Regions from separate parts of the Homo sapiens genome. Here all the other regions are linked to region 3. The links are chromatin loops, found by intact Hi-C in ENCODE. Cell type or tissue: IMR-90. All regions are shown on one strand. Each heading gives the region's core, and the rest is flanking DNA. Links, peaks and the distances in the headings are about the cores only. Region 1 overlaps APPBP2 (amyloid beta precursor protein binding protein 2). Region 2 overlaps LINC01999 (long intergenic non-protein coding RNA 1999). Region 3 overlaps PPM1D (protein phosphatase, Mg2+/Mn2+ dependent 1D). Region 4 has its middle 6.9 kb from the start of CA4.

Region 1 (5,000 bases), core at 1-5,000, 170 kb before region 3:
TGATTTGACTTATGCACTATCTAATATAATTTCCTGAGATGTTAGAAATGTTCTATACTTGTGTTGCTCAATTTGGTAGCCACTAGCCACAGTGGCTACTGAGTATTAGAAATGTGCCTAGTGTGACTGAGGCACATTTTACTTTTAATTAATTTAAACTTAATAATCACATATGGTTAATGGCTACCATATGGGACAATGCAACTCTATCAAGAATGCTCTGGCTACACTCTGGCTATAGCAAAGCCAAGAGGGGAAGCAAAGCAACCAAGGCAGAAGATACTGTAACAGTCCAGAAAAAAAAGTCCTTGAGAAAAAAAGGATTAGTATTTGAAACACAGATTTGATAGCCAAATGGTTGAAAGAGAAAAAAATGAGAAACCCATAGGTTGAAAATTTAGAGAATAAAAAGAACAGTGCTTACTTCTCATTTCCACAATGCTAAGAATTTCCTTTCCAAAGACCTTCACTGTAAGTATTCTCCTGAAATAACAATCTGTGGAAATTATTTAGTAATTGGCACATGATGAAGTAGCAAAATAAACACTGTATGCCAGAAAGGCACAGCTTGGTATTTTCTCCAGTCCCTGCTGAATGTCTATTTAAACAAAAGGGCAAATTAAACATATGGAGACTCTTTAGGTTCTGTGTGTCCATCTGGGCTGACACTAAGCAGTATATTGAATCCAAGGAACTTGTGGTCCAACTTATTATGGTCTAATTTTATCCCAACCTTCTGCCTAAGGAAAAAGGAGGTTCTCAAAATGTGGCACTACCATGTAAACACAGTATTTTACTTTCATAACATAAAATTATGTCTACCTGATCAACACCTACTGTCAAGAACAATTACTATTTGATTGAACTATTCATTGTTTAAAATGAAAAATATACAAATGTGTAAGTCATTAGTTTACTAATATATTTACCATAAGACTGAACATGACTAGTTAGAGCCTCATCAGCCAGACATGACGAAAGTAAAATACACTGAAAGTGAACCTAAAGGAAAAGAATTTCTCTCCTTCTTGTAAGTGTCTTTTTCTTAGAACTAGTTTATCCCAGCACTTTGGGAGGCCGAGGTAGGCGGATCACGATGTCAGGAGATCGAGACCATCCTGGCCAACACGATCCCCGTCTCTACTAAAAATACAAAAAAAAATTAGCTTGGCATGGTGGTGCGTGCCTGTAGTTCCAGCTACTTGGGAGGCTGAGGCAGAAGAATCGCTTGAACCCAGGAGGCAGAGATTGCAGTGAGTCGAGATCACACCACTGCACTCCAGACTGGCGACAGAGCAAGACTCCATCTCAAAAAAAAAAAAAAAAAAAATTGGAAATAAATGATAGCTTGAAAGGGGAGAGCTGCATAATGAAAATAAAGACCGGTATGGGTTTAATAATTTTTTTTTACTATGGTGAAATATATATAAAACTTTGCCATATGAGCTATTTTTAAGTATACAATTCAGTGGCATTAATTATATTAACTATGTCATGCAACCATCAATACTATCCACTTCCAAAACTTTTTCATCACCCCAAACAGTCCCTAGTAACCTTTAATCTACTTTCTGTCTCTATGAATTTGCCTATTCTACATATTTCATGTAAGTGGAACCATACAATATTTGTCCTTTTGTGTCTAACTTATTTCACTTAGGATAAAATTTTCAAGGTTCATCCATGTTGTAGCATGTACCAAAACTGGCTGAATCATTGTATGTGTATATATGTAAATGCCAAATTTTGTGTATCTATTTATCTGCTGATGGATACTTGGATTGTTTTTATCTTTTGACTTGTGAAAAATTCTGCTATAAACACTAGCACACAAATATCTCTCGATTCCTTGCTTTCAATGCTTTTAGGCATATACTTGGAGTGAAATTGCTGAGTCATACAGTAATTCTATGTTTAGCTTTTTGACAAACTGCCAAACTGTACTCCACAGCAGCTGCACCATTTTACATTCCCAGCAACAGTGCACAAAGTTTCCAATTTCTTTTTTTTTTTCAAATGCTCTCTCAGCAGAATCACTTGATTTCTTCTCATCCTTGCCAACAGTTATTTTCTTTTTTTTAAACTGTACCCATCTTGGTAGGAATAAAGTGGTAGCTCATTATGTTTGATTTCCATTTCCCTAATGCTGAATGACACTATCTTTTCATGTGCTTATCTTTTCATGTGCTTACCGGTCTTTTGTGTATCTTCCTTGGGAAAATGTCTATTCAAGTCCTTTGTCCATTTTTTATTTTTAATTTTATGAGACAGAGTCTCACTCTGTCACCCAGGCTGGAGTGCAGTTGCATGATCAAGCTCACTACAGCCATGATCTCCTGGGCTTAAGTGATCCTCCCACCTCAGCCTCCTACGTAGCTGAGACGACAGGCCAGTGCCACCACACCTGGCTGATTTTTAAAAAAATTATTTTAATAGAGACAAGGTCTTGCTATTTTGCTCAGGCTGGTCTCAAACTCTTGAGCTCAAGAAATCCTTCTGCCTCAGCCTCCCAAAGTGCTGGGATTACAGGTGTGAGCCACCATGCCCAGCCTGCTCTTTATTAATTAATTAATTAAATTTTTAACAGAGTTTCGCTCTTGTTGCCCAGGCTGGAGTGCAGTGGCACAATCTTGGCTCACTGCAACCTCTGCCTCCTGGGTTCAAGTGATTCTCCTGCCTCAGCCTCCAGAGTAGCTTGGATTACAGGCGCCTGCCACCATACCCAGCTAATTTTCCTATTTTTAGTAGAGATGGGTTTCACCATGTTGGCCAGACTGGATTTTTTTTTTTTTTTGAGATGGGGTCTTGCTCTGTTGCCCAGGCTGGAGTGCAGTGGCACGATCTCAGCTCACTGCAACCTCTGCCTCCTGGGTTCAAGCGATTCTCCTGCCTCAGCCTCCTGAGTAGCTGGGATTACAGGTGTGCACCACCACGCCTGGCTAATTTTTGTATTTTTTTTTTCAGTAGAGACAGAGTTTTATCATGTTGGCCAGACTGGTCTCAAACTCCTGACCTCAGATGATCTCTCTGCCTCAAACTCCCAAACTGCTTGGATTACAGGTGTGAGCCACAGGGCCCGGCCTCATTTTTAAATTCTGTTGTTTGTAGTTGTAGTTCTTGATATATTCTGGATACTAGAAACTTAATTGACATGTGATTTGCAAATATTTTCTCCCATTCCATAGGTTGTCTTTTTATTTTCTTGATGTTTTTGATTTACAAAAGTTTTTATTTTGATTAAGTCCAACAAATCTATAGTTTTACTTCTTCCTTTCCAATACTGATGATTTTTATTTTTCTTGTCGAATTTCTTCTGCTAAAGCTTCCAGTACAATGTTGAATACCACTAGTGAAAGCAGGCAACTATGTCTTGTTCCTGATCCTATGGGGGAAGCTTCTAGTCTTTCACTATAGAGTATGATGTTATTGTGAGTTTTTCATAAATACTCTTTATCATATTGAAGAAGTTCCTTTCTATTCCTAGCTTTGTGAATTTTTTTTTTTAATCATGAAAAGGTGTTAGATTTTGCTAAATGTCTTTTCTGTGTCAACTGAGATAACTGGGTTTTTTTTTTTTCCCTTCATCCTATTAACATGGTGTATCACACTGATGTTCTTACGTTGAACCACCCTTGCATTCCTGGGATAAATCTCACTTTGTCATAGTGTAAAATCCTTTTAATATTCTATTAGATTTGATTTGCTAGTATTTTGTTGAGGATTTTTTCATCCATATTCATAAGAGATACTCGTCTGAAATTGCCTTTTTTGTGATGTCATTTTTGGTCTTTGGTATCAGGGTAACGTTAACCTTTTAAAACGAGTTAGGGGCTGGGCGCAGTGGCTCATGCCTGTAATCCTAGAACTTTGGGAGGCCAAGGTGGGCAGGTCACCTGAGGTCAGGAGTTCGAGACCAGCCTGGCCAACATGGCAAAACCTCGTCTCTACTAAAAATACAAAAATTAGCCAGGTGTGGTGGTGGGAGCCTGTAATCCCAGCTACTTGGGTGGCTGAGGCAGGAGAATCGCTTGAACCTGGGAGGCGGAAGTTGCAGTGAGCCAAGATGGTGCCACTGCACTCCAGCCTGGGCAAAAGAGTAAGACTCTGTCTCATAAAATAAAGCAAATAAAATGAAAATGGAAACAAAAACAAAAACAAAAACAAAACAAAACAAGTTAGGAAGTGTTCCTTCCTCTGCAATTTCCTGGAGGAGTTTGAGAAGAACTAGTGCTAATTCTTTAAATGTTTGATAGAATTCACTAGTGAAGTCTTCAGTCCTGGACTTTGTTGGAAGGTTTTTGATTATGGATTTAATTTATTTACTTGTTATAGGTCTCGTAAGATTTTCTATTTCTTCTTGGGGCATTTAGGTAAATTGTCCATTTCTAAAAAATTTGTCCATTTTATTTATGTTATCTAATTCACTGGTGTTCAACTGTTCATAGGATTCACCTTAAATCCTTTTCATTTGTGGAAGGTTGGTAGTAATGTTCCAAGTCCCATTTCTGGTTTTAGTTATTTGAGTCTTCTGTCTTTTTCTTTGTTAGTCTGGTATGGTTTTAATTTCAAGTCAGGGAGGACATCAGTGTGAGAGTGTTTCTTCTGCTAGAGAACGTGGAATCTGCACCTGACACCTCAAACCATGGCAGCAATCTTACAAGCACTGGAGAGCTAGCCAAAGAAATGACTGGTACACAAAGAATTAGCAGACAGATTGAAAGAATCTAGTTCCTTAATAACCTCTATATATTCAGAATTAACCTACCCTGGAGGCCCTTAACATTGTACTGATTATCTTTTTATCAAAGTTTTTGTACTTTTAAGGTACACTGCTTATGTAGGTGGCTCCTATCTTATTTGCTACACATAGGTTTATGACATTTTTGTGAATTATACATTCTATTATCAATATCCCTTTTGTATTAACTAATGACTTTTATCCTGAATTCTTCCTTATTGTTAGTATTATTGTTTTGGGGTGTTTCCTTTTTATGATATAG
Region 2 (7,998 bases), core at 1,681-6,680, 62 kb before region 3:
TGAGCCCAGGAGTTTGAGACCAACCTGGGCAACATGGCAAAACCCTGTCTCTACAAAAAATAAAAATTAAAAAATAAGCTGGGGATGGTGGCATATGCCTTTGGTTCCAGCTACTGGGGAGGCAGAGGTAGGAGGATCTCTTGAGCCCAGGAGGCAGAGGTTGCCATAAGCTAAGATCGTGCCACTGCACTCCACCCTGGATTATAGAGTGAGACTCTGTCTCAAAAAGTAATAATAATAAACCCAATAAATCTCCTTTTGCCTGTAAAGAATTGATAATGTTTTCTTGGACTTGTGTGCAAAAATAAATACAGATTTTTAACAGAGACTGCTCAGCTCACCAGTGTCTGGGAAAGGGCAGCCTAGCCTCTCCCTCTACATATATCAAAGGGTTGGAATAGAGCATTCCAAAGAATGATCTAAGTAGAAACCTCTGAAGGAAAATCTCTATGAACATTCCATTTGCCTTATGAGGAGCTTAAAATTTAGCTCCCCACTGAAGAATTTGTTTCACCTTCAGTACTTGGTTAGGCTTGCATTACCTTATCCAATGGCCTCTTTACCTCTTTGGCAAGGTCTAAATTTGTCACAGATGTGGGATTTTTTGTTTTGTTTTTACAAAGTCTAAGTTTGTCACAGATTGTAGGAGTCCAAGTGAGACAAAGTAGAGTTGGGGCTTGGCTTCATTCAGCTCACCCCCAACTAGAGCATTCCCACTGAAATGCTCACACAACTACGTCACTGCTAATAGTCCTTTTACTTAAAGAATTCCAGGAACTGGCCTTGGAGATAATCAAGGTCACAGAGTGTTCCCCCTCAGGAAGGAATGCTGAACAACTGATTTACAGCCTGGTTGCCCTGGCCAGACCACCAGCTGGCCCATTACTCAAGAAAACCATCACAATCAGATATGCTGACCTGCATACCCTACCCATCACGTGTTTTGTCCAGCCCAGCCTGCATACCCTACCCTTGATGTCAATTCTCATGCTTTGCCTACCAAAAAAGCCCTACCAGCTCTTCAGGGAATTCTTTCTTTTGTGCTGCCTCCCTTATGTCTCAGCATAAGCTCCAATGAAGCCTTGTCTGGGAAAGCTCTTTTGGCCTCATGTCAATTTCTTTTGCATTGAGAGCCCAAGAACCCATGGTCAGTAACATAAGGAGACATGACAACTAAATACAATGTGGGATCCTGGATTGGATCCCGGAACAGAAAAAAGATATTAGTAAAAAAACTGATAAGATCTAAATAAGGATTGTCATTTCCTTAAATAAAAAAAAAAAGTAACTATGAAAAATAGAATAGATATAAGACTAAGGTAGGCCATTCCCAGAATCCAGCTTTGAAATACTTTGCCTCCTTATCACAGAATCAAAAGTGCTTCCCAGCCCAGGCGTGGTGGCTTACACCTGTAATCCCAGCACTTTGGGAGGCCAAAGTGGGCGGATCACCTGGGATCAGGAGTTCGAGACCAGACTGGCCAACATGGCAAAACCCCATCTCTACTAAAAATACAAAAAATTAGCCAGGTATGGTGGCAGGCGGCTGTTATCCCAGCTACTCGGGAGGCTGAGGCAGGAGAATTGCTTGAACCCGTGAGGCAGAGGCTGTGGTGAGCCGAGATCGCCCCATTGCCCTCCAGCCTGGGCGACAAGAGTGAGACTCTGTCTCAAAAAAAAAAAAAAAAAAAAAAAACAAAACAAAACAGTGCTTCCCAGAGTTGAGAAACTGTCCCTGCATGAGGAAGAGGATACATGACTTTAAAGAAGTTTCCTACCCATCATCTTTTTTCTTCTCCCCTCCCTCTTTCCCCATTCTTCTCTCTCCCTCTCAAATATATTTTGAATATGTTATGCCTGTATGAGGTATAAAACTCAGAAAGTACAAAAATATATGTGTAGTTCAGATTAATAGTAAGTGTGGTAGGCTGAATAATGATCCTCCCTAAAATAAAATATTTACATCCTAATCCCTGGAACCTGTGAATGTTATCTTATATGGGGAAAAAAAGAACTTTGCAGATGTTATTAAGTTAAAGATCTTGAGATGGGCATATTATCTTGCATTATCTAGGGGGCTCCTAAATAAAATCACATGTATCTTTGTAAGAGGAAAGCAGAAGGAGATTTAACACAGACAGAAGAGGAAAAGGCAATGTGACCTTGGAGGTGGAGACTGGAGGGATGTGGCCACAAGCCAAGGTGGGCTAGCATCCACCAGAAGCTAGCAGAGGCAATTTGACTGTAATGTGTCTAGCTAAGGTTTTTTAGTTTATTCCACTTGATGTTCATTGCACTCTTGAATGTATTGTGCTTTCTTCAAATTCGACAAGTTTTCAGTCATTATTTCTTCGAATATTATTTCCACCCTTTTCTCTCTCTCCTCTCCTTCTGGAACTCTTATTGTTTGTATTTTGGTACACTTGCAGGTTTCCCACAATTCTCTAAGGCCTTTATTCTTATTTTCTTGCTGTCCCCCAGATTGGCTCTCAGTGGACTTGTCTTGAGATTTGCTGAAGACAAACCTGAGACAGGATCTTGCTCTGTCACTCAGGATGAGTACAGTGGCACAATCATGGCCCACTACAGCCTCAAACTCCTGGGTTTGAGTGATCTTCCTAGCTCAGCCTCCCACCTCGGCCATCATGCCCAGCTAATTTTTATTTTTATTTTTAGAGATGGGGTCTCACCATATTGCCCAGGCTAATCTTGAACTCCTGGGCTCAAGTGATCCTCCTGCCTTGGCCTCCCAAAGTGCTGGGATTACAGGTGTGAGCCACCACACCAAGCTGCTTTTGTGTGTTTGTTTTCAAGATGAGGTCTCACTCTGTCTCCCAGGCTGGAGTGCAGTGGCACAATCTTAGCTCACTGCAGCTTCAAACCTGTGGGCTCAAGTGATCCTCCTGCCTCAGCCTCCTGAGTAGCCAGGACTACAGGCATATGCCACCATGCATAGCTAATTTTTAAATTTTTTGTAGAGATGGGGTCTCACTATGTTCCCCAGGCTGGTCTTAAGCTCCTGGCCTTTAGCAATCCTCCCTCCTCAGCCTCCCAAAACACTGGAATTACCGGCGTGAGCCACTGCACCCAGCCCCAGGTTTGGTCATTCTTTGTCAATTCAAATCCACTGTTGAGCACCTCTAGTTAATTTTTCATTTCAGTTCTTACACGTTTCAACTCCAAAATTTCTATTTTGAGCTAATTTCTATCCTTTATTGATATCCTCTGTTGGCGAGATTTTTGTCATACTCTCCTTTAGTTCTTTTTTTTTTTTTTTTTTTGAGATGGAGTTTCACTCTTGTTGCCCAGGCTGGAGTACAATGGTGTGATCTCAGCTCACCATAACCTCTGCCTCCCTGGTTCAAGCGATTCTCCTGCCTCAGCCTCCTGAGTAGCTGGGATTACAGGCACGCACCACCACACCCAGCTAATTTTGTATTTTTAGTAGAGATGGGGTTTCTCCATGTTGGTCAGGCTGGTCTCGAACTCCCAGCCTCAGGTGATCCACCGGCCTCAGCCTCCCAAAGTGCTGGGATTATAGGCATGAGCCATTGTGCCCGGCCCTCTCCTTTAGCTCTTTAGACTTACTTTCCTTTAGTTCTTTGAACATATTTATAATAGCTGATTTAAAGTCTTTGTCTGCTAAAGTCAAAATCTGGACGCACCCAGGGACATTTTCTTATTCTTTTTTTTTTTTTTTTTTTTGAGACAAAGTCTTGCTCTTGTACCCCAGGCTGGAGTGCAATGGCGTGATCTCGGCTCACTGCAACCTCCGCCTCCTGGGTTCAAGTGATTCTCCTGCCTCAGCCTCCCGAGTAGCTGGGATTACAGGTGCCTGCCACCACGCCTGGCTAATTTTTGTATTTTTAGTAGAGACGGGGTTTCACCATGTTGGCCAGGCTGGTCTTGAACTCCTGACCTCAGGTGATCCGCCCGCCTCGGCCTCCCAAAGTGCTGGGATTACAGGCATGAGCCACCGTGCCCGGATGACATTTTCTGTTTGCTGCTTTTTGTCCTGCATATGTGGCATACTTTCCAGAGGTGGTGGTGGTGGTTGTTTTTTTTGTTGTTGTTGCTGCTTCTCTGGTGACTTTCTTCAAATAATTCTGTAGATTCTGTATTCTCTGCATTGTGTGGCAATTGAGTTCTCTGCTAGCTTTAAAAAAAAAAAAATTATAAGCCAGAATTCCTAGGTGTGATCCCTGGGTCAATAAAATTTAGTGATCAACCAATGATCAGTCAGAAGAATTCCTTTAATGCCCTTTAATGCTTTGTCTTTCTGTCCTCTCTTCTTTGCCAAGGGAATCTGTGTGAGAAGGCATGCCTTCATACTTCAGGCAGTTTACAAGACAGCCTTAGCTTTCGTTTTCTGCTTGCTACAGAGCCTTAAGGTCAGCCAGAAGCGAGTGACTGGAAACTTCTTCATTCCCATCTCTCTCCTGGGTAAGTGCACAGCCTTGTGCATGCATGCAGCCTTTTAGATCCCCTGAAATATGCTGGAACTTTTCGAAGTTCCCTATGTCTAGTTCCCTTTTCTAGTTCCCTATATTGTCTAGTTCTCCAGGACGTACTTTTAGATTCCCAGCCTGTCTCTTGCTTACCCCAATTGAAATTACAGTCTTAGCCTCAACATTGCTAGCAGATGGCTCTTGTTTTGTTAATGCCTTGGGAGTCGGGCATTTTTTCTGATGAGCTGAGTTCTAAGTCATCAAGTAATTACAACTCCCTAGGAATAGAGATTTTCCAGAGAGCTGCAATTTTGAACTAAATATTGGCTGTACTCTGGGGATCTTTCTTTTAACTGAGCGCCACAAGAGGTCAGCCCTTGCCATTGGCTGTGAGACTGCTGCTCTCGGCTACCTCTACTGAGCTGAGGAGGGAGGGTGGATGGGAATAGCATCCCAGCCACAAGTTAAAATATCACAGATCACACTGTCTTAGCAAAGTTTAACAGCTTCTCTTTCTAGAGTTCTAAAATGGTTGGCCTTAGTGGTTTTGCCAGTATTTTTCTTTGTTTTTGTGGGAGAGCAAGTTCACCGAAGGTGAACTATTCTGGAAGTTAATCTCCAGGCAAACTCATTCTTTTTTCTTTTTCTTTTTCTTTTTTTTTTTTTTTAATGAGATGGAATCTCGCTGTGCCACCCAGGCTGGAGTGCAGTGGCGCGATCTCAGCTCACTGCAACTTCCACCTCCCAGGTTCAACCAATTCTCCTCTCTCAGCCTCCCGAGTAGCTGGGACTACAGGCACACGCCACCACACCTGGCTAATTTTTGTATTTTTTAGTAGAGACAGGGTTTCACCATATTAGTCAGGCTGCTGTCAAACTCCAGACCTCAGATGATCCACCCGCCTCGGCCTCCCAAAGTGCTGGGATTACAGACGTGAGCCACCGTGCCAGGCCAGGCAAGCTCATTCTTTCTTTCTTTCTTTCTTTTTTTTTTTTTTTTTGAGACGGAGTCTTGCTCTGTCGCCCAGGCTGGAGTGCAGTGGCGCGATCTTGGCTCATTGTAAGCTCCACCTCCCGGGTTCAGGCCATTCTCCTGCCTCAGCCTCCCGAGTAGCTGGGACTACAGGCGCCAGCCACCACGTCCGGCTAATTTTTTTTGTATTTTTAGTAGAGACGGGGTTTCACCGTGTTAGCCAGGATGGTCTCAATCTGCTGACATCGTGATCCGCCCGCCTTGGCCTCCCAAAGTGCTGGGATTACAGGCGTGAGCCACCGCACCCAGCCGTTCCTTCTTTTTTTTCTTTTTCTTTCGTTTTTTTATTTTTTTGAGACAGAGTCTCTCTGTGTCGCCCAGGCTGGAGTGCAGTGGTGCGATCTCGGCTCACTGCAAGCTCCACCTCCCGGGTTCAGGCCATTCTCCTGCCTCAGCCTCCCGAGTAGCTGGGACTACAGGCGCCTGCCACCATGCCCGGCTAATTTTTTGTATTTTTAGTAGAGACGGGGTTTCCTGACCTTGTGATCCGCCCGTCTCGGCCTCCCAAAGTGCTGGGATTACAGGCATGGGCCAGCGCACCCGGCCGCTCATTCTTAAACATGGTTCTTCTCAAGTCTCCTACATTTCTGCAGGGAAAGTTTTTAAAGTTTGTCCTGTTTTCATCAAGCTCAAGGCCAGACTATGAATCTTCATAACAATATGATTTAAGCTTATTCTGATTCTGATGTGGAATACCCCAGCTATCCTTAAGGTGTATTTTTTTTTAAAATGGAACTCCCAGAGGTTCATGGAACATATTTTATAAAGAGCATCCCACTAGCCGGCTGTGTGGTAGAAGGCTGTTTACTGATAGTAGCATCCTAAACCAAAGATAACTAGATGATTTACAAGGGCAAGAGAAAAAAAGAAAAGAAAAGAAGATAACTTGAGTACTGTCATGTTTTCTGCACAGGAGAACTTGTGCAATTGCTGGAACAAATCCAAATAGATTATTCTGGTTCTGTTTATTTTCGTTTTAGAGACAGCTTCTTGCTATGTTGCCCAGGCAGAACTTGAACTTGGTTGTGTTTTCTTATCATCCAGGATGTGTTCTTATTTATTTATTTATTTATAGATAAATAAATCTTTGTTTCTCAGGCTGGAGTGCAGTGGTGTGATCTCGACTCACTGCAACTTCCGCCTCCTGGGTTCAAGCAATTCTCCTGCCTCAGCCTCCCGAGTAGCTGGAACTACAGGCATTCGCTACCATGCCCGCCTAATTTTTGTATTTTTAGTAGAAACAGGGTTTCACCATGTTGGCCAGGCTGGTCTCAAACTCCTGACCTCAGGTGATCTGCCCACCTTGGCCTCCCCAAATGATGCGATTACAGGCATGAGCCCAGGATGTGTTCTTTATCTATCATTACCACCTGTGGGGAAAGGCAAAGCACTGTGGACTATTTGAGATGAGGTGCTAATTCTTCCTACTTAACTCAAACCTTTCACCTGGCATTTCATTGTTTTACCTGGAGCCAATCAATAATACCATTTCTCCAGACTTCTCAGTCCCTCCCCCTGAGAATCAGTTCACATTGTCCCCATGTCATTCATGACTTTACTGCTGGGACACAAACTGTGCCTTTTTGGGGTCTCAGATGGTAGTGTGACAGAATATACACTTTCTGTCTTTAATGAGCTTTTATTATCCTACAATGATTGAGTGTGGATGAAGAAATAGACACCTACTCCTCTATCTCCAAACAACTGATTAAAATAATCAAAGGGGCCAGGCGTGGTGGCTCATGACTGTAATCCCAGCATTTTAGGAGACTGAGGTGGGCGGATCACTTGAGGCCAGGAGCTTGAGACCAGCCTCGGCAACATGCTGAAACCCCGTCTCTATCAAAAATACAAAAATTAGCTGGGCATGGTGGCACACACCTGTGATCCCAGCTACTAGGGAGGCTGAGGTGGGAGAATCACTTGAACCCAGGAGGAGGAGGTGGCAGTGAGCTGATATCATGCCATTACACCGCAGCCTGGGCAACAGAGCAAGACCCTGTCTCAAAATAATAATAATAATAATCAAAGGAAAATTAGCATCAGTGATAAAAATATACATATTGGGCTAGGTATGGTGCCACATGCCTGTAATTCCAGTGCTTTAGGAGGCCCAGGTGGGCGGATCGCTTGAGCACAGGAGTTTCAGACCAGCCTGGGTAACACGGCGAAACCCTGTCTCTACATATATATGGTGTGGTGGCACATGTCTGTAGTCACAGCTGCTTAGGAGGCTGAGGGGGGTGGATCACTTGAGCCTGGGGGATTGAGGCTGAAATAAGCCGAGATCATGCCACTGCACTCCAGCCTGGGCAACAGAATGAAACCCCATCTCAAAAAAAATAAAGATAAAAAAATAAAAAATACACACACAGACACACACAACTGATTAAACAGTGGAAGGGAGAGAAATATACCCCAGTGATAGAAGAATTTCTGCCAGATAATGGTTACCTAGGACTGAATGCTAGGGTAAAACTCATGTATATATCTACTTGTAAGAAAATAAGAGAATAG
Region 3 (7,998 bases), core at 1,692-6,691:
TATTTTTAAGTATCCCATTCTCCTTTAGCCCTTAATAGTCCTCCTGAGAGCCTTCAAAACCTCTTTTTTCTTTAGTTAGGAAAGTAAAATAACTATGAAAAAAATAGTTATATTTCTGGTCTACCTGGCTTTGGAAAGAAGGCTAGAGAATTACACCTGTTAAGGTGTCTTACCTTGGCTATGCTAGATGGGGGTAGTTTTTTCAAAGAAAATGTCTCTGAGAAAACGCACATTTGTTTATTTTTATTTTATGAGACAGGGTCTTGTTTTGTTATTCAGCCTGGATTGCAGTGGCATGATGACAGCTCACTGCAACCTCTACCTCCCAGGCTCAAGTGATCCTCCCACGTTAGCCTCCCGAGTAACTGGGACTACAGGTGTGAGCCACCACGCCTGGCTAATTTTTTCTTTTTTAAGGAGACGGGGTCTCACTGTGTTGCCCGGGGTGGTCCTGGGCTTAAGCCATCCTCCTATCTCGGTCTCCCAAAGCACTGGGATTACAGGCATGAGCCACCACACCCAGCACAACTACTATATATATTAATAATTTGTTTCCAATGTGAAACTAATTTTCTTCTTTCACACCCTGACTGGTGGACTTTTATGTTATATCCAAGCATTTGCTATTATGAAAAATACTGCAATAAATATTTCCTTATATACACATATGGGTTGTTTTTTTTTTTTAAATGGAGTTTTACTCTTGTTCCCCAGGCTGGAGTGCAGTGGTGCAGTCTCGGCTCACTGTAACCTCTGCCTCCTGGGTTCAAGCGATTCTTCTGCCTCAGCCTCCCGAGTAGCTGGGATTACAGGCATGCACCACCACTACCGGCTAATTTTGTATTTTTAGTAGAGACGGGGTTTCTCTATGTTGGTCAGACTGGTCTTGAACTCCTGACCTCAGGTGATCTGCCCGCCTTGGCCTCCCAAAGTGCTGGGATTACAGGCGTGAGCCACTGTGCCTGGCAAGATTTCTTTAAGATACATAACTAGAAATGGAATTTCTGGGTCATAGTATGTTACTTACCAACTGTTTTTGTGTCGTAACACTCACACAAGATGATAATATTTCTACAGTAAGCAGAGGAGGCTACTTGAGACTGAGGTAACTAACATGGACTCTCTAGCCACTGAGGACCCACCCTGCTGCCCCTAGGCCTCACTCATCCAAGGAATACCAATTGGGAGACTCAGTTCAGAGATATCTACATGTTTAGTTTTATTAGGTATTGCTAAATTTCTTCCCAAAGTGATTATCCCAGGTTATTACAGTCCCGCTGTATTAGTTATCTATTGCTGTGTAATCAAATACTCCCACACTTAGGAGTTTAAAACATTTTTTATGTACACAGTTCCTCCGGCTCAGGAACCCGGGGTGACTTAACTGGATGGTTCTGGCTCAGGGTCTCTTGTGTAGCTGCAATCAAGATGTCATTAATCATCGAAGCCTTCAATGGGGTTGGAGCATCTACTTGTAAGACAGCTCACTGAGTAACCTGGATTGGCTGGAGGCTTCAGTTTCTTGCTTTGCCGGCCTCTGCATAGGGTTGCTTGATGTGTCTTCATCACATGGCAGCTGGCTTCCTTAGAGCAAGTGATCATAAAAAGACATTTTGACTTCTACCTTGCTTTCTTGATCACTTGCTGTAGGGAACCCAGCTTTGTATTTTGTTAGCCCTGAATCACTAAATCAAGCCCACCCTCAAGTATATCAAATAATTTGTGGATGTATTTTAAAAGCATATAGTTCCTACTTCTTCATGATTGTTCTTTATTCACCAAATATTTATTAAATACCTGCTATGTGCTAGGTACTGTTCCAGGTGCTGAGGATTCAGCAGTGAATGAAACAAAAATTCCTGCACCCATGGAGCTTACTTTCTAGGTTAGGGGAAAACATGATAAACTAAAATAACTAAGTAGGACACATACTGTGTTAGAAATGCTACCAAGAAAAATAAAGCAGGGAATGCTATGAGGGTGGGGCCTGTATAATAATTCTAAATGGGATGGTCAGAGGAGGGTCTCGCTAAGATGATATGTCAGTAAAGTGTAAGTAAAGAGATGAGGCAGTGAGACCTGTGAGTGTCTGGGGCCACAGAATTTAGGCAGAAGTAACAAATGTAAGGGTTCTCATTACTCATGAATTTTTCTCTTTTTTTTTTGAGATGAGGTCTCACTCTGTGCCCTAGGCTAGAGCTCATTGCAGCCCCTAAAGTCCTGGGCTCAAGTGTTCCCCCAGCCTCAGCTTCCCAAGTAGCTGGGGCTACAGGTGCATGCCATCACACCCAACTAATTTTTAAAAATTTTTTGTAGAGACGTCTCGCTTTGCCCAGGTTGGTCTCAAATTCCTGGCTTCAAGCGATCTGCCCACCTCAGCCTCCCAAAGTGCATGTGCGACAGCGCTCAGCCTACTCATGATTTTTTTTTTTTTTTTTTTAGACAGAATTTCGCTTTTATTGCCCAGGTTGGCGTGCAGTGATGTGATCTCAGCTCACTGCAACCTTCACCTCCTGGGTTCAAGCAATTCTGCTGCCTCAGCCTCCCAAGTAGCTGGGATTATAGGCGTGCGCCCCCACGCCCGGCTAATTTTGTATTTTTAGTAAAGACCTGTGAGTGTCTGGGGCCACAGAATGTAGGCAGAAGTAACAAATGTAAGGGTTCTCATTACTCATGAATTTTTCTCTTTTTTCTTTTTCTTTCTTTCTTTTTTTGTTTTTTTGAGATGAGGTCTCACTCTGTGCCACAGGGGTTTCACCATGTTGGTCAGGCTGGTCTCCAACTCCTGACCTCAAGTGATCTACCCACTTCGGCCTCTCAGAGTACTGGGATTACAGGCATGAGCCACTGTGCCCCGCTCCTACTCAGTATTTTTAACTGAGCAGCTGGAAAAATGGAGTTGCCACTAAGTGATAAAGAAATGACTGGAACATCAGTGTAAAGGAGAGGTCGGAAGTTCAGTTTTGGACACATTACCCTTTCGGCATGTTTTAGACATTAAGGTGGTGATACCTATTTGGCTTCCCATTATAAGAATTGATTTCAGGTGTTGTCTAGGGTGGAGCTTTCAATTTGGGGGAGCCAGTAGCATATAGATAGTATACAAAGTCTTGAGGTCATGTAGGGATTGAGTGCAGATAGAAAAGGGGACAAGGTCTAGTGGCTGAGCCCTGAGATACTCTCACTGTTAAGACTCGGGGGATGTGCTCTGGTTTCATTTGAGGGTTGGATTAAAATTAAAAAAAAATCTAAAAGAGTTAGGGGATGTGAATGGAAGAACAAGGTAAAACAACTAACAGCTGTAAGTCAAATAGGAAATTTGGGTTAGCGTACCCTGGAAGCTAAGTGAAGAAAGTGTTTCCAGAAAGAAAGTGTTTCAAATACTGTTGTCATTTAGGTGGAGGGAGGATTGAAAAATGACCATGGGATTTAGGAATGTGGAGGTCATTGGTGACCTTGAAAAAGAAGGTAGCTTTTGGTGGAATAGCAAGACCACAACCATGATTGGGGTTATTGAAGAAAGAACTGTCTTCTTGAGTGGGAGGAATAAAATTTGATACAGCGAGTTTTTAGACAGTGTTTTTATAGAAGTTACTTTACTTCAACATAATTTTGTAAACACATACAGAAATGAATTAATATTTTGATAAAAGGGCTTATAAGAGAAAATCGTTTTAGTGATAAAAAAGCTTTTTTCCTCTTGATTTCTCTTGTCACATAAATATTTTCTTTTCAAAAATAATGCTACCTTTTAGATTTTAATATTTAAGCTAAAAAGGCTTTGCTGTATTACTTTTCAAACCATTATTCTGACACTTGGAAAAATTTTTTTTTTTTTATGAGATGGAATCTCACTCTGTTGCCCAGGCTGGAATGCAGTGGCACGATCTCAGCTCACTGCAACTTCCGCCTCCCCGGCTCAAATGATTCTTCTGCCTCAGTCTTCCAAGTAGCTGGGATTACAGGTGCGTGCCACCACACCTGGCTGATTTTTGTATTTTTAGTAGAGATGGGATCTCACCATGTTGGCCAGGCTGGTCTCGAACTCCTGACCTCAGTTGATCCGCCCACCTCTGCTTCCCAAAGTGCTGGGATTACAAGCGCAAGCCACCGCGACCGACCGGCCTGGAAATAATATTTTTAAAAGAGCCATGTTATTGGTTTTCTGAGTTTAGCTTGTTGCATGGAAATACTTACTGGCCTAAAGTAAATTAAATGCTCATATTTAGCACACACCCTTATGGTTTACGGCCATTTTTCTTATAGGTTTTTTTGGGCGGGGGAAGGGGTGGGAATAGATGTCTCCTTGTCAACATTGGTACCCACCCTATAGACACTGATGATAATTACCCAAGTACAAATGTAGCAAAGGTGCCCTCTAGTGGCTGCCTGCTGGAATTGCATTTTGAGTCTTGCAAATCATTTTATTCACTGGGGAGATAATTTTTGAGTATAGTGTGTATGAAGCACTCTGCTGTATGTACAAGCACATGATCTTTGCCCTCATGGAGCTTGCAGTCTAGGAAAGGGTTGAAAGGCATTCATCAGATGATAACAAAAAACTGAAAAAAAAATTATTTTTTTTTGAGACTGAGTTTTTTTCTTGTCATCCAGGCTGGAGTGCATTGGCACAATCTCGGCTCACTGTAACCTTTACTTCCCAGGTTCAAGCGATTCTCCTGCCTCAGCTTCCCAAGTAGCTGGGATTACAGGCACCCGCCACCATGCTCGGCTAAGTTTTGTACAAAAATACAGGGGTTTTGCCATGTTAGCCAACTTGGTCTCTAACTCCTAACCTCAGGTGATCTACCCGCCTCAGCCACCTAAAGTGCTGGGATTACAGATGAGAGCCACAGCGCCTGGCTAAAACTGAACATTTTTAATTCTTCTTCTTCTTCTTTTTTTTTTTGAGATGGAGTCTCACTCTGTCGCCCAGGCTGGAGTGCAGTGGCACGATCTCGGCTCATTGCAGCCTCCGCCTTCCGGGTTCAAGCGATTCTTCTGCCTCCATCTCCCAAGTAGCTAGGACTACAGGCGCACGCCACTGCACCCAGCTACTTTTTGTATTTTTAGTACAGACGGGGTTTCACCATGTTGGCCAGGCTGGTCTCGAACTCCTGACCTCAGGTGATCCGCCTGCCTCGGGTTCCCAAAGTGTTGGGATTACAGGCGTGAGCCACCACACCCAGCCAATTCTTAACTTCTTATATGTACTAATGAAAACCTAAAATAAGGATATTTCACTTAACCAGAGAGGCCAGAAAAGTGATATTTGAACTGAGTTTTGAAGAATTACTGGAGGTTAAGGAGGAAGAAAGTGTGTTTTAGGCATAGAAAACAACATTTTCGAAAAGTTCGGTGATAGGAAGAAGCATAGTGATATAGGAACTCTGATGAAGGGCAGTGTAGCTGGAACGGATAAGGAAATAAGAGACTTGGATAAAATGAGAAAATACTGCATTTTATAGGCAGTGGTAAATAATCATGTTTGGCTGGATGTGGTGGCTCACACCCATAATTCTAACACTTTGGGAGGCCAAGGCAGGTGGATTGCTTGAGTTCAAGGAGTTCAAGACCAGCTGGACAACATGGCGAAATCTCCCCTCTACAAAGAATTGGCTGGGCGTGGTTGCACGCGCTTGTAGTCTCAGTTACTCAGGAGGCTTTGGTTGGGAGGATTGCTTGAGCCCAGGAGGCTGCAGTGAGCCAAGATTATGTCACTGTACTCCAGCTTGGGCAACAGAGCAAGACCCTGTTTCAGAAAAAACAAAAGAATTGTGTCTTTATCTTAAAAACAATTGTGAACTATAACAGAGTTGGAATGGGAAACATAACCAGATTTGTGTGTTTTTAATTGTGGTAATATATGCTTAGCATACACGTAACTTACCGTTGTAAAGCATGTGGTTCATTGATGTTACGTACGGTTACACTGTTTTGCAACTGTCATCCACCATTCATCCTAGATTTGTGGGCTTTTGTTTGTTTGTTTTTGTAATTTCAGCTTTTAGATTCAGGAAGTACATGTACAGGTTTGTTACATGGGTATATTGCATGGTGCTGAGGTTTGGGGTACGATTGATTCCGTCATCCAGGTAGGGAGCATAGTACCCAATTGTTAGTTTTTCATGTCTTCCTCCTTCTCTCCCTTCTCCCTCTAGTGGTCCCCAGTGTCTATTGTTGCCATCTGTATCTTCATGTGTACTCAATGTTTAGCTCCCATTTGCAAGTGAGAACATGTGGTATTTGGCTTTCTTTTCCTAAAAGAAATTGGAAATTTCTTTTATTTAGAAATTTAGAAATTTCTTTTCCTAAGTAAATTGGATTAATTTACTTAGGATAATGGCCTCCAGCTGCATCTGTGTTGCTGCAAAGGACATAATTTCATTTTTTTTTTTGTGGCTGTGTAGTATTCTGTAGTGTGTATGTACCATATTTTCTTTATGCATTTCACTTTTGATGGGCACCTAAGTAGATTCCTTGTCTTTGCTATTGTGAATAGTGCTGCAATGAACATTTGAGTGCATGTGTCTTTTTGTAGAGCGATTTATTTTCCTTTGGATGTATACCCACTAACAGGATTGCTAGATCGAATGGTAGTTCTAAGTTCTTTGAGATATCTCCACACTGCTTTCCACAGTGGCTGAATTAATTTATATTCCCACCAACAGTGTATAAGCATTCCCTTTTCTCTGCAGCTTTGCCAGCATTGTCATTTATTGGCTTTTTAATAATAGTCATTCTCACAGGGTATGAGATGGTATTTCATTGTGGTTTTGATTTGCGTTCTCTAATGATTACTAATGTGGAGCTTTTTATGATTCTTGGCCGTTTGCATGTCTTCTTTTGAAAAGTGTTGATGCCTTTTGCCCACTTTCTAATGGGGTTATTTGTTTTTAACTTGTTGAATTGTTTAAGTTCTTTACAGATTCTAGATATTAGATCTTTGTCAGATACATAGTTTGTGAATATTTTCTCCCTTTCTGTAGGTTGTCTGTTTACTCTGTTGATAGCTTCTTTTGCTGTGCAGAAGCTCTTTAATTAGGTCCTACTTGTCAATTTTTGTTTTTGTTACAGTTGCTTTTGAGGATTTAGTCACAGATTCTTTCCCAAGGCTGATGTCCATCCACGATTCTTACAGTTTGAGGTCTTACATTTAAATCTTTAATCCATTAGTTTGTGTTTTAAAGAGAGAATTTTCATTGAGTTTTGAGAATGGATTAGAGGGGGTAAACATTGTTGGAAGTTCTCCATGGGAAGCCACTCAAAGGGGTGCTGAAATTTGATAGGTGTAAGGACCACTGAGTGTCTTGTGGACTGCTGGCTGCCAAGTGCCACAGGAGCAAGCAGAAAATATACTGGAACCAGAAAGCAGGCCTCCTCTCTTCTGGTGTCCCTTCAGCACCCTCTACTGAGGAAAAAAGGGAATTGGCTGTCTGCCAGTTTCCAAGGCACCTCCTTTCAGGACCTACAGAAATGATGTTCTATGATCGTACTTTGGTGTACAAACACTAGACCAGTAATAAAAACCCTTAGTTAAAGGCCCAATTCTGATCCTTACCAGTTATTTGATATTAGATAGAATCATATAGACTCTTTGAACTGGTAAAACAAGGGAAAGTGTCTATGAGTATGAATCATCTGGTGAGTTTGTTGAAAGGTCAGATTCTAGGGACTTTTACTAGCAAATTTGAAGCAACTTGAGCATCAAAACAAATTATAACAGGAATAAGTTAAAAAATATTGAATAAAAAAGAATCTGTAAGTCTATATAGAGATAAAAAATTGTACAGGTAGAAGAATGGATTTTTTTTTTTTTTTTTTTTTTTACATTTAAAGGAGTTTAATTGGGCAATGAACGATTTGTGAATTGGGTAGCCACCCCCGCCCACAGCAGATTCAGAGAGACTCCAAAGAAAATCTTTTTTTTTGAGATGGTGTCTTGCTCTGTCACCAGGCTGGAGTGCAGTGGCGCGATCTCGGCTCACTGCAACCTCT
Region 4 (7,998 bases), core at 1,725-6,724, 500 kb before region 3:
GGGCCGTAATTGCCGCAGCCATCCCTACGCGTCTCCAGCCCCCGTCGTCTTTGTCCATTCGGTTCCGAGGCCGCGCTTGGACTGGGGCGCCCACGACTGACCCCGGAGGCACAGCGAACGGGGCAGCTGCAGGGACTCCCTGTCCTGCAGGCGACTGGGCTCCCGCGAGGCAGCAGGTGCCGAGGACTAGCAGCAGATCTGGTGTGCAGAACCCTGGATTCGAGTCCCGGCTTCAGAGACCCTCGGCTGTGTGACGTGGAGGCGTCGGCCGCCCTCTGAGAGCCTTCGTGGATGACAGCTGATGCTTGGGCCTACCTTCCTCGGCTGCTGAGAGGCTCAGAAGGGACCGCGTGTAAAACGCCTTGGAATCTTAAATCTACTTAATTCCATTTACCTGCTTCCCAGAAACGGTCCATGGCTTCCGTCCCGGTCATAGCGCTGCGCAGCGGGACCGTTCTGCCCCGCTGCCCTCGAACAGCCCGTCCGCGCTCCATTGCCCCTCCAGGTGCCGTTATTTTGCCTTTTAACCTGGGGCGGGAGGTTTTAGACGAGGCTGCAAGTCTGGGCCAGCGGGGACCTGAGGGTCCCTTGCAACCAGCACCCGCGACGGTGTCTACACTGGAATTCCAAGGAAAAGAGGGCTCCAGGGGCGCGACCAAGGTTTGGTCTTCTGCTGAGCGCTGCTGGATGAATCGCCAGCCTTCGCCCGCGGCCCCCTCCTCCTCATCCCTGACCCCAACTCGACAAGATCCCCCGAGCGCAGGCCCAAACTCCGCACAGCTTGTGGGCCGTGAGGTCCGGGTCTCGAAGCTCGGTCCCGCTGGGGCTGTCCCTCCGCCTCTACTTCCAGGGTAAAGACCGCGGAACCAGGCGGGGGTCTGGGGAGCCTGGCTGCGACCTCGGCTGCAGGCTTCCGCAGCTGCTTCCAGGGTGCTGTCCACCCCGTGGTGCTGAAGTGCCCCACGCCCCTCCGCCACCTACCGGAAGCCGCGTCCGCGCTACAGCCTCCACTCAGGATTCGACCCGAACTCCAAGACGCGTCCGCACTGGTCCAACAACCCTCATGGATCGTCGCCTGCCTCAACTGTTTAGACCACCGCGGGTTTCACCCGGAAGCACCGGGGAGGTCGGAGCTTGCCTGAGAGGCTCAGCGAAGGTCCATGCCTTGTTCAGTCCCAGGCAGTGCGGGACAGGTGGGCGAAGCTCGAACCCCATGCTCTGTCCCGGCACTGGCAGGAATTCACTTATTATGGAGATAGTCCTCGCTCACTCCAGACCTGTCCTGTAATTGTCTGGGCCCCGGGAAGGTTTCCCTCGGTTTTTAGAATCTCAACCGCGGTGTGGCCATCCAAGCTGTGCCAACGCTACTACCTGCGAAGCAGGAGAGAAAAACCCCTGGAATTCCTCCCGCACATCTTTCACAAAGTGAATATGCCCTTCTTTGACACTGGGTACAGCCACTTCGGGACCAGATTTTTGCTCCTGAGCATATAAAATCACAAGCTTGGGCAGGCACAGTGGCTCATGCCTGTAATCCCAGCGCTTTGGAAGGCCGGGGCGGGCGGATCGCTCGAGCCGAGGAGCTCGAGACCAGCCTGGGCAACATAGTGAAGCCCCGTCTCCACAAAAAACATAAAAATGAGTCGGGAGTGATGGCACTGCACCTGTAGTCCCAGCTACTTGGGAGGCTGAGGTGGGAGGATCACCTGAGCCCAGAAAGTTTCAGTGAGCTATGATCACACCACTGCACTCCAGTCTGGGCAACAGAGCAAGACCATGTCAAAAAAAAAGAAAAGAAAGAAAAACAAAAAGAAAAGAAATGTCTTTCCTTTTTGGAAAGCTTGGATGACCACAAGGGGGTTGAGATTCTAAAAGCCGAGGGAAAGCTTCCCAGGGCCCAGCCTCCCCATACAATTCATAGGACAGGTCTAGAGTGAATGAGGGCTACTATATCCATAAAAAGAAAGAGAAAGGAAAGACAAGACAATATTGCCCAGTGAGTCAAGCATGATCGTAGCACAAAGAAGCAGGGCACTCTTCCCCAGAGCAGGCCAGTTCAGAGAGGCAGTCCAGGGCTATGCCCCAGTATGGCTCCCGCCGTGCTCCTGCGCGGTGTCCCAGGGCCTCCTGGCACCTTCTTATCATCAGCCTGGGGCGAAATGCCAGACCAGATGGTAGAGGCAGAAGTCAAGCAGGCAGGTGCCGTCCAGGGCATTCCAGGCCAGCTGAGTGTGCAGCCAGCGCCCAATTCAGACGGCGCCCCAGGCCAAGGCTGGCCCGCTTAGGGACCGCGCTCGGGCTGGACGTCGCGCTCAGCGCGCAGGGCCCCCATGGACGTCGCGCCGCTGACCTAGCTGTCAGACATCGCCACGAGGAGTAGGCAGGCTCGGGAGGCCGAAACGCTGTGCTCACCTCGAGCACTGCCAGGCTGCTGGAGAGGCTTTCCGGGGCACAGAAGCTGCAGCGGCGCGGGGCGGTGGGCTGTGAGCGAGCATATGTAGGGGAGCGTTTCCCGCGAGAAAGCAGAACCTGCGCCAGCCGAGGGCCCTAGGGCTGCTGGTAGGAGGACTGTTCTCTATCGTCCAGCTGCTCCCGACCTCTTCTCTGAACTGGCCCTGCTCTGGGGAACAGCGCCCTGCTTCTTTGTGCGACGATCACGCTTGACTCATTGGGCAACATTGTCTTGTCTTTTCCTTCCTTTTATGGACATAGTCCTCGCTCACTCCAGACTTGTCCTGTGAATTGTATGGGGAGGTTGGGCCCTGGGGAGCTTTCCCTCACGGCTTTTAGAATCTCAACACCCTTGCCGCCCGCCCTGGCTGGGTGGAGATACAACCAGAAGACAGACACCGCTCCCCTAAACCCCAGCCTCCAGTATAAGCTACAAAATAAAAATGTGGGCAGGGTGAGGTGGCTCATGCCTGTAATCCTAGCTCTTTGGGAGGCCGAGGCGGGTGGATCAGCTGAGCTCAGGAGTTAGAGACCAGCCTGGCCAACATGGTGAAACCCCGTCTTTACTAAAAATACAAAAAAATTAGCCCGACATGGTGGCGGGCATCTGTAGTCCAGGCTACTTTGGAGGCTGAGGCAGGAGAATGGCGTGAACCCGGGAGGCAGAGCTTGCAGTGAGCTGAGATCGCACCACTGCACTCCAGCCTGGACGGCAGAGAGACACTCTGTCTCAAAAAAAAAAAAAAAAAAAAAAAAAAATTAGCTGGGCGTGGTGGCTTGTGCCTGTAATCCCAGGGAGGCTGAGGTAGGAGGAGCACTTGAGCCAGGGAGGTGGAGTTTGCAGTGAGCCAAAATCACGTCACTGCATTCCAGCCTGGGCAACAGATTGAGACTCTGTCTCAAGAAAAGAAAGGAAAAAAAGAAAGAAAAAGAAAAGAAAAAAGAAAATGTGAAGCTCTTCTAAGTGCAGCTGCTCTGCAACTATGCAAGCCCCTGCCCCATGAAGCCAGGCCTGCCCCTAATCCTTTACCACACAAGGCTCATTAAACTTCGGAAATCTCGGAGTTACTTGCTAGGAAAAAGCCATTCCCCACTTCCCCATTTGCATAATAAACGGAGGGGCAGGGAAGACCCATCTAACCACCCCACGTGTACCCATGTGTCACCCTTATCAGATGCAGGAGGTGAGCTGAGCTGCCAAATGCTTGGCTTCTTTCTGGGGCTGTAATACAGCCATCCCTCCCCAGGGCCACACCTGGAGAAGGGAGTGGCTAGGACAGGGTCTTCAGGGAAACTGCTGCCTTATTCTCAACTGCTTGTCTCAGTCCCCATCCCCCCAACCCCCAACTCAATATCTAAGAGAGAGAGAGAGTAGTTCCAATAGGGAAGTCTCCTGAAGGAGGCTAAAGTTCTGGGTACTGGGTTTGGGGTGGACCTAAAGAGTTTTTTTTCAATTCTCTGAATGCTATTTCATTGCTGTTAAATGATACTCTTCCCCTAAATGGAAAGGAGACAGGAAGGACAGACTGGTCTACAGTTACACAGAAAGAACTTCCAAAGTATTAGACGAGCAGGGACAGCAGAGGGCGCCAATGTGGTGCAAGGGCACTCAGGGAGGAGTCGCCCACAAGCACATTTTTTTCTCACACGCTGCAAATCTATTCAGAACCACCTCACCCCCAACCTCACACATATTTCCCATCTCACAGGCACATCAGAGGTCAGAGTGAGGACTCCAGGCTCTGATTCTCCCACTGGCCGCCAAGGGACCTTCACCAGCCCCCACCGCACTCCTCAACTATTTTCATGAACTTAGTTAGGGCAGCTCCCCTCAGTAGGGAGCTGGGTAGAGGAGCTGAGACTCCCAGGTTCCCTGCCCATCCAGCGGCCCTGTCCATCTAGCGGGAAGGCGTTTGCTGCAATGTTCTTTATAATGGGGAGTGAGCTGATGATACAACCTGGGTGTACTGTGGAGCCACAAAATGAAAGTTGCAAAGGCTGCCCAGTAACACGGACTCAGGTTTACACTGAAATGTGGACATTAAAAAGCAGGACCCTCCATTGTTCACTATGTCAATAGCGCGCTTGCATATAGATAAAGGCTGCAGGGGACACAGAAAAATTAAACACGGATTGAGGTGAGGTGTTTTTTCTTAAAAATACATCAAATTTGTAAAATGATTGCCTCTGGGAAATAAGGTTATGAATAATGTTTCTTTTTCTCCTTTCCAAATGTTCTACAATGAGCAAGTGTTATTTGGGTAATCAGGAAAAAGAAGTTCACACACACACACACACCCCTGAAAGAGCTTGCTTGCTTCCTTCCTTCCTTTCTGCTTGCCTTCCTTCCTTCCTTTTTTTCTTTTTTTTTTTTCTTTTCTTTTTGAGACAGAGTCTTGCCCTGTCACCCAGGCCGGAGTGCAGTGGCATGATCTTGGCTCACTGCAACCTCTGCCTCCCGGGTTCAAGCGATTCTCCTGACTCAGCCTCCTGAATAACTGGGACTAGAAGCATGCGCTGCCACCACACCTGGCTAAGTTTTGTATTTTTAATAGAGATGGGATTTCACCATGTTGGTCAGGCTAGTCTCAAACTCCTGACCTCAGATGATCCACCTGCCTCCACCTCCCAAAGTGCTGGGATTACAGGTGTGAGCCCCCACCCCTGCTAGTCCTTTCCTTCTTCCTCTTTCTTTCTTTCTTTCTTTCTTTCTTTCTTTCTTTCTTTTCTTTCTTTCTTTCTTTCTTTCTTTTCTTTCTTTCTCTCCTTCTTTCTGTCTCTTTCTTTCCTCTCTCTTTTTTCTTTCTTTCCTCTCTCTCTCTGTCTCTCTCTCTCTTTCTTTCCTCTCTCTTTTTTTCTTTCTTTCCTCTCTCTCTCTCTGTCTCTCTCTTTCTTTCTTTCTTTTTACAGACAGGGTCTCACACTGTTGCACTGTTGCCCAGGCTGGAGTACAGTGGCATGCTCATAGCCCACTGCAGCCTCCATCTCGATCTCCCAGACTCCAGGGATTCTCCTACCTCAGCCTCCTGAGTAGCTGGGACTATAGACGTGCACCACCATACTCCCCTAATTTTTTATTTTTTGTAGAGACAGGGTCTCTCTATGCTGCCCAGGCTGTTTTCAAACACCTGGGCTCAAGTGACCTTCCTGCCTCAGCCTCTCAAAGGGCTGGGATTACAGGTGTGAGCCATTGTGCCTGGCCAAGTCTCTTTTTTCTTTCCTTTTCTTTTCTTTTTCTTCTTTCTCTCGCTCTCTCTCTTTTTTTTGAGGCAGAGTCTCACTCTATCACCCAGGCCCCAGGCTGGAGTGCAGTGGTGTGATCTTGGCTCACTGCAGCCTCCACCTCCTGAGCTCAAGTGATTCTCCAGCCTCAGCCCCCCAGGTGGCTGGGACTACAGGCATGTGCCACCATGCCCAGCTCATTTTTGTATTTTCTGTAGAGACCGATTTCACCATCTTGCCTAGGCTGGATTCGAACTTCTGGGCTCAAGCAACCTGCCAGGCTTGGCCCCTCAAATTGCTGGGATTACAGGTGCGAGCCACCGCCAAGCCACCCGCGAGCCTGTTTTCTTAATGTTGTCACAATGTTAATTAAGGAAGGACCATTCCTTTCCCCACCAAAGTTGCTCGTGTGGCTCTTCTTCTCCCCAACCCAATTCCCCCTCATCACCCTCTTTAGGGGATCCCTCCACCACAAAACCAGAATGTAAATGAACACACTTGCAAAATCTGACCTCGCTCTGATCCCAGTGTCCTGCTGGTGTGAGCCTGGGCTGTTGTGGCCAAGATGCTGAGAGGGGAGGGGACGACCACGGGGGAGTATTCCTGAGTTTTCTGCAGGAGAGGAACAGAACATATGTCACCTCTATCACTGGGTTTTTCCACACGTATTACTGCTATTGTTATTTCAAAATGTTCGGGGCCAGAAGTTTCTGCCAACTCCTGTACCAAAAAGGCTCCTGTCCTTCCCTAGTGACAGTCTCCAGCTCTCTCTGCCGGCCCCCTCCCTCCCCTCCCTCCCCTCCCCCAGATTCTCTGCACAGTCCAGAGAAATAGGGCAGGCATAGAGGGTGGGAAGAGGGCACGCAGCCTCCACAGGTGCTGGCAGGAAAGGAGTTTTTTCGTCTTTGCTGGAATACAGCAGAGATCCAGGCTGGGGAGAGGTGGAGCCCAGGCTATTGACTAACCCTTCTTTTGTGTGGATTTAATCTCACTCTCTGGGAACACAAAAGCTGGAATCTCTGCAAACCTTTCCCTGAATAATCTGCGAGTCAGCGGAGAATCTGCGGGTGAGGAAAGCCAGGGCAGATGGAGGCTGGGACTCCCAGCGGGAGGGAAGTATGTGGTGTTGGGAGGAGGTGAGATGGCACAGAAAGAGCACTGGGAAGTGGAGCAGGAGACCAAAGTTCTAATCCCACCTGTACTCCTCTCTCCTTGCTGTGAATTTGGGCAAACCACTGCCCTCTCTGAGCCGCAGCTTCCTCTTCTGTAACTCATAGAAGTAACAGAGGATCCCTACCTGCTTCTGGGGTCGAGTGACCCTCTCTGAGAATGTTCCCCAGTCTATAAAATTAAGATCTTGATATCTATCCCGCACCAAAGGAAAGATCAGTCCAACCTTCCAATCCTAACAGACAAGCCCTGTCTGGTCCCAAACCCCTCTCCAGCCTCACCTCCATGCCTTTTCTCATTCTGTTTCCTTCACCTGCATCTCCCTTCCCTTTTTAAGTTAAAGTCTACTTTTCTTTGAAGACTCAGTGCGGGTCTGATCTCTTGAGGGAGGCTTCCCCAGTCTCTTTCCTACAGGCTGGGTTAGGGGCTGCTCCTCTGGGCTCCTGTGCTGTTCTGGGCATAAGGCCACTGTGGCCTTAACAACTAAGAATTACAGCTGAGGTTTACTGAGCACTCAGTAAGTGTCCAGACAGGCCCTTCACCCAGCATTACCTTGTGGAATTTTAACCACGCTCTTGTGAAGGTATTGCTGGTTTTCTTTTTTTCTTTTTTTTTTTTTCTTTTTGAGATAGAGTCTTGCTCTATTGCCCAGGCTGGAGTGCAGTGACACAATCTCAGCTCACTACAACCTCTGCCTCCTGGGTTCAAGTGATTCTCCTGCCTCCACTTCCCATGTAGCTGGGATTACAGGCACCCGCCACCACACCTGGCTAATTTTTGTGTTTTTAGTGAGACGGGGGTTTCTCCATCTTGGCCAGGCTGGTCTCGAACTCCTGACCTCAAGTGATCTGCCCACCTCGGCCTCCCAAAGTGTTGAGATTACAGGCATGAGCCACTGTGCCCGGCAGCTGCTGTTTTTATTTCTGCTGTGTTTTTTGTTATTTTGGTTTTTTTTTAAAATCATGGTCGAAGGCTGGTGATTTTCCTGATCAGGACACTGAGCCTGACGGGGGTGAAAGCTGAGTGTCGGGTCTGGGATGTAGACCCCGGGCAGTGTGGCTCCTACTCCTATTCTGACCCTCTGCCTGATATTCTCTCTGCCCTCCTGCGACGCTGAGCATAAGGTATGATAGGTTTCTGTTTAGGGCAATGTAT

What was found. A loop is a pair of places that touch in the nucleus more often than their neighbours do. Peaks named below come from ENCODE experiments on the same cell type or tissue, not always from the same donor. Only the 100,000 strongest peaks of a DNase experiment are listed, where the experiment ranks them.
Region 1: a loop joins it to region 3, with 4 times the contacts of the local background. A loop is called at or near these places in 25 of 110 quality-filtered maps.
Region 2: it touches region 3 in a loop (4-fold over the local background); 75 of 110 quality-filtered maps call a loop at or near these places.
Region 4: a loop joins it to region 3, with 4 times the contacts of the local background. A loop is called at or near these places in 9 of 110 quality-filtered maps.

The regions. Positions count from the first base shown.
Region 1 is chr17:60,468,015-60,473,014 of GRCh38, forward strand. The region is part of intron 4 of APPBP2 (amyloid beta precursor protein binding protein 2); the gene reads right to left. Among named protein-coding and RNA genes, the nearest start is that of CHCT1, 48 kb to the left of the region's middle. In IMR-90, for the core only: no CTCF peak of the experiment used is centred there; a DNase peak (open chromatin) is centred at 1,937; H3K27ac peaks cover 2,538 bases.
Region 2 is chr17:60,572,896-60,580,893 of GRCh38, forward strand. It overlaps LINC01999 (long intergenic non-protein coding RNA 1999), which reads left to right. Exons shown (of 4, transcript NR_126009.1): 3 at 4,302-4,443. Among named protein-coding and RNA genes, the nearest start is that of LINC01999, 12 kb to the left of the region's middle. RefSeq lists an enhancer at 6,587-7,249. In IMR-90, for the core only: a CTCF peak has its summit at 4,805 (motif pointing right); DNase peaks (open chromatin) are centred at 4,376 and 6,426; H3K4me3 peaks cover 566 bases; H3K27ac peaks cover 518 bases.
Region 3 is chr17:60,634,547-60,642,544 of GRCh38, forward strand. All of the region lies in intron 3 of PPM1D (protein phosphatase, Mg2+/Mn2+ dependent 1D), which reads left to right. Among named protein-coding and RNA genes, the nearest start is that of PPM1D, 38 kb to the left of the region's middle. In IMR-90, for the core only: CTCF peaks have their summits at 4,381 (motif pointing left) and 6,157 (motif pointing left); a DNase peak (open chromatin) is centred at 4,385.
Region 4 is chr17:60,139,025-60,147,022 of GRCh38, forward strand. No RefSeq gene overlaps it. Among named protein-coding and RNA genes, the nearest start is that of CA4, 6.9 kb to the right of the region's middle. RefSeq lists enhancers at 32-565, 1,100-1,633, 2,290-2,846, 3,553-4,062. In IMR-90, for the core only: CTCF peaks have their summits at 3,261 and 4,039 (motif pointing right); DNase peaks (open chromatin) are centred at 3,287 and 4,037; H3K4me3 peaks cover 269 bases; H3K27ac peaks cover 467 bases; H3K27me3 peaks cover 1,984 bases.